Regions from separate parts of the Homo sapiens genome. Here regions 1 and 3 are each linked to region 2. The links are chromatin loops, found by intact Hi-C in ENCODE. Cell type or tissue: B cell. All regions are shown on one strand.

What was found. Peaks named below come from ENCODE experiments on the same cell type or tissue, not always from the same donor. Only the 100,000 strongest peaks of a DNase experiment are listed, where the experiment ranks them.
Region 1: a loop joins it to region 2, with 5 times the contacts of the local background. A loop is called at or near these places in 4 of 110 quality-filtered maps.
Region 3: a loop joins it to region 2, with 11 times the contacts of the local background. A loop is called at or near these places in 14 of 110 quality-filtered maps.

Annotation. Positions count from the first base shown.
Region 1 is chr17:64,775,735-64,778,234 of GRCh38, reverse strand. It overlaps the pseudogene ARHGAP27P1-BPTFP1-KPNA2P3 and the pseudogene ARHGAP27P1. Among named protein-coding and RNA genes, the nearest start is that of MIR6080, 3.8 kb to the left of the region's middle. RefSeq lists an enhancer at 1-437. In B cell, CTCF peaks have their summits at 988 and 1,194 (motif pointing left); DNase peaks (open chromatin) are centred at 424, 664, 1,194 and 2,084; H3K4me3 peaks cover 1,530 bases; H3K27ac peaks cover 284 bases; H3K27me3 peaks cover 345 bases.
Region 2 is chr17:65,099,285-65,101,784 of GRCh38, reverse strand. LOC105371864 (a long non-coding RNA gene) reads left to right here and starts at 1,073. Exons shown (of 3, transcript XR_934923.2): 1 at 1,073-1,104. LOC100507002 (a long non-coding RNA gene) reads right to left here and starts at 973. Exons shown (of 3, transcript NR_110801.1): 1 at 743-973; 2 at 489-578. RefSeq lists a silencer at 877-1,206. In B cell, CTCF peaks have their summits at 832 and 1,035 (motif pointing right); DNase peaks (open chromatin) are centred at 1,174 and 1,624; H3K4me3 peaks cover 1,334 bases; H3K27ac peaks cover 1,237 bases.
Region 3 is chr17:65,025,989-65,028,488 of GRCh38, reverse strand. The region is part of intron 2 of GNA13 (G protein subunit alpha 13); the gene reads left to right. Among named protein-coding and RNA genes, the nearest start is that of GNA13, 30 kb to the left of the region's middle. RefSeq lists an enhancer at 1-802. In B cell, CTCF peaks have their summits at 857 and 1,056; a DNase peak (open chromatin) is centred at 998; H3K27ac peaks cover 1,330 bases.

The sequences.
Region 1 (2,500 bases), 320 kb after region 2:
CCCATCCCTCATCTGCAATTTCCAGGCTCCAAAGCTCCCTGGAAGCCCGAAAGATTTTTCGTAATCAAATTGGTGGCAAAATTGCGCTTGAACTGATATGAGGCTGTTGATGGTCTTTATTTATCGCACTTGTGTGAATATTCATGTTTTGCTGCAGAAATGCAAATAAGCTCGATGGCCGGCTGCTGCCCCAAGCCCTGCTGGGAGGTTATGTAACCTACAGCAGGTGGGTGCCACATATTATCTTTCCAAGTCCCAGCTGTTCTATATTCCGAAGTGCATCTGGGCACGGAACGGGGGATTGCGGGCCTGCCGCCAGCTCAAGGAGCCTGGAGTCAGATGAGAGGGTGGATGTGAAAGTCAGGCGTCTGCTTCCCTTTGAGGGTGCTTCCAGCATTTCAGTTCCTTTTTTTTTTTTTTTTTTTTTTAAAAGAACTCCTGATGGGTTTGTTTCAGAAAGACGTGTTAAGTGAGGTTGTTTTTTCCCCTCTTCAGAATCCAGTTGTGTTAATCTGGGAAATCGAAAATAGAGCACGTTTTACAAACACTCTTGCATCCTCAGAACACTCTGGGGGACTCTGACATTTTGAACTTTAGGAACTTTTCAGGGAGGGGCAGCCCGAGGGGGAGAAAAGGATGCTTAGAACCGTTCTGCCATCTGCCACCGGCCGTGTGATGATCTAGAGGCAGCTCTCTTCCTCTCTCAGGGTCTCGGTTTGTTCTTTAGCACAAAGGGAGGGGATGGACAGATGACCTCTGAACCTTGGGAGCCTCTGATTTATTTCGCTGTGCCTGATGTCATTACCATGAACACTGATGCCCACCATGTGCCAGGACTGAGTCCGGGATGCCCAGACGAAGGAGACACGCCTCCGTAGGCCCGCTGCTGGGTGTTCCCTCCGCCTGTCTCGTTACAATGCAGAGCTCAGGTTTTGAGACTAGGGAAAGGGGAACTGGATTTTGCTGGGGCAGCTGCCAGCTGCTGACAGCCACTTAACTTACAAGCGAGGACCACCCCCTCCCCCCCCAGGCCCAGCGTCCTCTGGTGTAAGCACAATACCTAAGGATTAGGGTTGTGAGCCTTAAATGAATTAAGGCTTCGAAGCGCTTGGCAGCAGCAGGGGGTCCACCCAGACTGGGTCATCCTCGTTTGGCTTCCCTGGGTCTGCGCCGCCTTCACTCTGGCTCCTGCAGCGGCAGCCCGCCGCCTTGTGGCCAGGGTGGAAAACGGCACCCGGCGGGCGGGGCTGGAGACCGCGGCTGGTTCCTGTTTCGCGCCCCTGCCAGCCAGCCAGGCAGCTTCTCTGGGATGGGTGGCTGGATGCCAGCGCTCTTCCCCCGCAGCGCCCCTCCGTTTCCTGCGCAGGCTCCCGGTGGCGCACTTCCCGGCCTCTCCACATTCTCTGTCCTAGTGACGGTGGGACGGTGCCTGCCCGTCTGAGCGGAGCCCCTGGAGGTGGGGGAATGGCCTTGCTCTTTGAACCTCGCATCTGGCCCAGGGTCTGGCTCAGACAGAGTGCACAGAGAGTGTATGTTGAATAGGGCGGAGGTGCGGCAGCCCCTTACCTATGAGCCAGGCCTCTGTAGGTCTGCCCAAGGGCCACCACCCCAGGCCCCAGGACCAAAGAGGAAGGAGACTGCCCAGGTCCTGACATCTCCTGAGAAGACAGATCACCCCGGCTGCCAGGGCGCCTGCCAGGTGGCCCCTCTGCCCATCCTTCCTCCAGCTCCCAGCAGGTTCCCAGTTGCAGTGGCATATGGGGGGAGGGGCACAGGTGATGAGGGCAGGGGACTTACCCAGGGGGGAACTAGGACATTGGCCAGAGACAGGCTGCTCCCTGGCCCCACTTGTGGCCCTAATTCACTATGTGACCTCCACAAGTCACTTTGCGTCTCTGGTTCAGTTTCCTCCCCTGTGCAATGAGTGCAATAATACCACGTTCCCTGCCACGGAGCTTTATTCAAGAGGCAGCTGTGGCTCTCCCTGGTGCTCCACCCCCAACAAAGTCCAGGGTAGGGAGTTGGTCCTGCCCCCACAAGGGAACCCCACCCCTGCCCTTAGTTGTCCCAGGCGGCATTTCCCCACCATAATCCTCCAGGCCCATTCACTCGTTCATTAGGCATGAACTAGCCAAATAGCTGCAGAGCCCTGGTGAGCCTTTGGATCTAGAGAGGACTCAGGCACAGCCACGGTCCTGGGGGACTCACCCTCTTGGATAGGAGGCCAGCAACAGAAGACATGGGGCCGGGGCTCAGAGTGGAGCATGGGGTTGAGAGTGGGTGCCCACCGGGGCAGGGCCTCATGAGCCCTTGCCAGGAATGTGCACGTTATCCTGCAGCTGCTGTGAGGCTTTTAGCAGAGACAGGAATGGGATTGAGAAAAAAATCCCTGTGGCCAGGGCCTCAAGAATGGCCGAAGCTCTTGGTGGTCTCGTGGGCATGTGGTGGTAACAGAGGTTTGGGAGATGGATGGGCAGGGTCTGGGGGCCGAGGGAGGTGG
Region 2 (2,500 bases):
AAAAAAAAGTAGATATATTTGACTGGGGGCACCCTAAGGTACCTTGTGGTGGGCCCAGTCCTCCATCAGCCCACATCCCCCAAGGCTGGGCACTGTTAAGCTGCCCTTGGGTGGGCCATTTAGCCTCAAGGGACTTTGAGGGCAGGGGCCATGCTCGTTTTGCTCATCACTGTGTCCCTGGTACCTCGAGCAGTGCCCAGCAGATGCCAGCCTCCAAGTCCACATTGGCTGCCTGGCTGACAGCACGTGGTGCAGAATGAGGTTATGGCAAAGGAAACCCTGACATTCAGCCTCAAACCCGGCCCCAGGACCCCAAGCAATGGAAGACCATGACCACTGCCTTTGCATCTGTGAGTAGGTTGTGGTGTAAGATACGTTTTAAGATCTATGTATGTAAGATAACGTTTTTAACTTTCAAATATCACACTTCGGATGCAGAAAGGGCAACTTATAGGAGCTTTAAATTCGTAGGTGGTTGTCTGGGTTACCTTATATGACTCGGATCTGGGGTGGGCTGCCTGCACTGCAGTCCGTGGATCTCTGTCTCAGTCTCCAGGCCCAGGACGCAGCTTGGAAACCTAAACGGAATTGTCTTTATCACAACTCACACCAGTCACTTAATGAAATCGAGCTGCACAAATCGACCCAAAGGGGTGCCCTCCACTCCTGCCCCACGTGTCCTCGGACGCTTCCCAGATGTGGTCCCCGGCACTCCAGGGCCCAGGTAAGGGGCCAGGGTTACCTTTTGGAGAAATGCCATCCTCAGCCTGTACTGCCGGCCTTGGTACCGGATTGTCATCTCCTGGCGCCTGGATGGATTCACGGCCAGAGCACCAGTGGGAGACAAGAGGAGAAGCCCCCAAGTTCGAAAGGCAGCCTGGCTCGCCCCAGCCCTGGGTGGTCGACGGGGAGGCGGCTGGGCGGGGAGGGCGCGGGCCGGGCCTCCCTGACCCTCACTAGGCGCCTCCAACTTGGAAAGCAGCTGGAATCCGCGCCAGCCAATCCGCGAGCGACGACGCGGGCTCATTAGCATGCGCTGCGCGGGCGTCCACCTGCCGCCAGGTGGCGCTGTCCGGCCCCCGCCGGGACCCCGCCGAGCGGCAGGTGAGACCCGCAGGGCAGGGCCCCGGGGGGCGGAGGGGTACGGGGGGAAAAGGAGGAGGGAGAGGAGGAGGTGGAGGGAGAGGGGGTGGAGGAGGAGGTGGAGGTGGACGAGGAGGAGGAGGAGCTGCCGGGAGGAGGGAGAGGAGGATGTGTGGCAGAGGGCGAGCCTTAGACCGCACCACTAAGGCCTGGGGAAGTGAAAACAGATGCAACACGCTTTGGCTCCCTGGCTAGCCAGCCCCAAGTCATTGAATGGCACTAAGCAAATTATTCGGGTTTTGCCATTAAAATGGCAAAGCCACAATTACTTTTGCTCCAACCTAATATTTAAACTTTATCAGCGTCAGTTACCCCATCTAACCCGAGAAAAGCAAGTGGGTAGGAAATGACTCCTGTCGATCATGTGCTGTGAGGACTGAATGAATAACTGGGTTAAAGACTGGCAGTGGGGTGTGCTTGGTGGTGAAGAATGCTGCTCACGGGCCAAATGGGCTGGCTCTGAGCCCTGGATTTGCCACCTAGCTGTAGGATCTCAAGCAAGTTATGGAACCTCTCTGGGCTTCCTTTGTCTCATCTGATGAGTGAGAATCACTGCACTCTCCCCAGGGGGTGGGCGGCGGTTTGTTTGGTTCTGGTTTTGGTTTTAAGATTACTGAGCTGATTCATGTACAAGCGCTTAGAACTATGACTGACACTTGGTGAATGTCCAGTAACCAATAGTTTCTCTCCTATGTCTCTTGGGACCTTAAAAAAAACAATTTACTAGGCGTAGTGGTTCCATTATATACATATATACATTATATACATAGTCTGGCATATATATATATATATATGTATATATAATATATACACATATATATATTATTCTGAGAATAATTCTCAGAATTCTCAAAATAATATGAAAACTGTTGGAGTCATAATTGGAGGTAAAATATAATCTCTGGAATCAGATTACTTGGGGTCAAATATCAACTCCATTACTTACTCTCTGTGTGGCTTTGGGCAAGTTACTTAACCCCTCTGTGCTTTGATTTCTGTAAAATGGGGATGGTACAATGATAGGGGACAAAGGAGTAAAGAATCAATAGATACCAGTTGTTGTTACTATTGTCAACATTAAAATCTTTAAAGATAGTTTAAATATGGAATGCTAGCTACATCTCTGGCAGGAGGAGATTTTCCAGGTTTAACATTCAGGATCAGGGACGTTCCCATCTTTTATTTCTAGAGCCAGGTGGCCTGAGCATGGCAGACAAAGCTGATGTCAGATGGAGGCATGTGGGCATTTATCATAAGAGGTATGCTCAGGAGATATGTCTTCAGATCATCTGTGTCTCATTCCCATGGAAGAGCCGCGTTCCCACCAAGCTACAAAGACATCTTAGCTCTAGGTTAG
Region 3 (2,500 bases), 73 kb after region 2:
TAAGAATCACCTGTGAAGTGGGTTTTTTTTTTCCACTTTCTTCCTTATATGGTAGGTGGTATTTTTTTTTTTTTTTTTTTTGGAGACAGCCTCACTCTGTCGCTCAGGTTGGAGTGCAGTGGCGTGATCTCAACTCACTGCAACCTCTGCCTCCCGGATTCAAGCAGTTCTCCTGCCTCAACCTCCCTCCCAAGTAGCTGAGACTACAGGAGCCCATCACTATGCCCGCCTAATGTTTGTACTTTTGTTTTGTTTTGTTTTTTGAGACGGAGTCTCGCTCTGTCACCCAGGCTGGAGTGCAGTGACGCGATCTCAGCTCACTGCAAGCTCCGCCTCCCGGGTTCACGCCATTCTCCTGCTTCAGCCTCCCGAGTAGCTGGGACTACAGGCACCCGCCACCGCGCCCGGCTGATTTTTTGTATTTTTAGTAGAGACGGGGTTTCACCGTGAGCTCGATCTCCTGACCTCGTGATCCGCCCACCTCGGCCTCCCAGAGTACTGGGATTACAGGCGTGAGCCACCGTGCCCAGCCTAATGTTTGTACTTTTAGTAGATGGGATTTCACCATGTTGGCCAGACTGGTCTTAAACTCCTGGCCTCAAGTAATCTGCCCACCTTGACCTCTCAAAGTGCTGGGATTACAGGCATGAGCCACCACGCCCAGCCTTGTTTTCTTAACTGATAGAAGTTTTGAATATTTGGTTTTGTTTTGGCCTCTCCCATCATTCTTAGGAAAGCCTTTTGTTGTAAAGGAGAAATTAGCATGTCAGTGTTCCTAGTTTCAAAGAGAGTCCAATTCTGTGATACTCACTTTTTTCAAACATATATATTATTTAACACTATATGCAAATATTTAGAGGGATACAGTGACTAAGAAGGCAAAAACTGTCCCCAGGAACAATACATTGTAGAAAAGGAAATAAAACAAGTACACAGATGATTGCATATGAGGTAGAAAATGACTCATGCCATAGGAGGTGCTGATAAAACCACTATGGAAATTTAAGCAAAAGGTTTTCTTAGATTTTTAAAGGGCCCCCAGTGGCTGCTTGTGGTGGTACGCCTGTAATCCCAGCTACTTGGAAGGCTGAGGCAGGAGGACTGCTTGAGCCTAGGAATTTGAGACCAGCCTGGGAAACATAGTGAAAACCTATCTCTTTAAAAAAAAAAAAAAGGCGGGGGAGGGGTGTGAGGTGGGAATTTGGCTTTACTATATAAATAAATCTGGATGATTTGAGAAAGACAGGTGCACTTTGGATTTCTGAGGCAAGAGAAAGGACACAAAAGTGCTAGTGTTAAGATCAGAATTGTAGAAAAATTATTAGGAAGTCAGTAAACTAGATTTTCATAAAATGGTTTCTTTCCTTCTGCTTCAGAAAGTAGTGAGCCTTAAGAATATGCTGGGAAAAGAGGCCGGGCGCGGTGGCTCACGCCTGTAATCCCAGCATTTTGGGAGGCCAAGGTGGGCGGATCACCTGAGGCCGGGAGTTCGAGACCAGCCTGACCAACATAGAGAAACCCTGTCTCCACTAAAAATACAAAATTAACTGGTCATGGTGGCTCATGCTTGTAATCCCAGCTACTTGGAAGGCTGAGGCAGAAGAATCGCTTGAACCTGGGAGGCGGAGGTTGTGGTGAGCCAGGATCCTGCCATTGCACCCCAGCCTGGGCAACAAGAGCGAAACTCCGTCTCAAAACAAACAAACAAACAAACAAAAAATTGAATGTGCTTGGAAAAGGTTCATGTATATGTCTTTATAACCACTGTTACATTTTGATGAGTTTCCTTGTAATCTCATTTTCTATGCAATTTTCTTAAAAGGGGGTTCATACTATATTAGATCTTGAATGATCTAGAAGTTCTGTATTTTAATGAACCCCCTCTGCTTCATATTTTTTGATGAATTTGTGATTCTTTAGTGTAAGATTCATTTGGCAAAAAATTATTTCTTTAATTATACTTACTTTGGAAACGGCTTTATTTTACAGCCTATATAAACTTGGCTTATGATTTGTGAAAATGAGTACTGTTTTGTTTTTGTTTTTAATGGAAAGTCTTACATCTAAGCCATAGAGTATTTTCTAGTCATGGCTTCCTGATATAACTATAGATCATCATTCCCTTTGGGGATCAGATGATAAAGTGATAAATTGTATTTGTCAATTATGTTGGTATTGGGACTCTGACCTGACTCAGAGGGATAGTGTAGTCTTGATTTGAAGGATTTGAGGTTTGTTTAAGGGTTGGATGTGATTTTTGTGTTGTCTTATGGTTTTTTTTTTTTATTTTGGTGGAGAGTAGTGATTTGGTCTTATTTTGGGAGTATAAAATATAGAAAATTGTATAGTTTTTGGGTTTTTAGTGATGATTAACTAATATATAAAATCATAGTAATGTTTGGCAGAGTAGGCCTCTCATTTTAACTCTGAAAATTAAAACCTTATACATTACTTATAATTTTTTTTGTTGTGTCTTATCTGCTGTTTTCATCATAGTGCA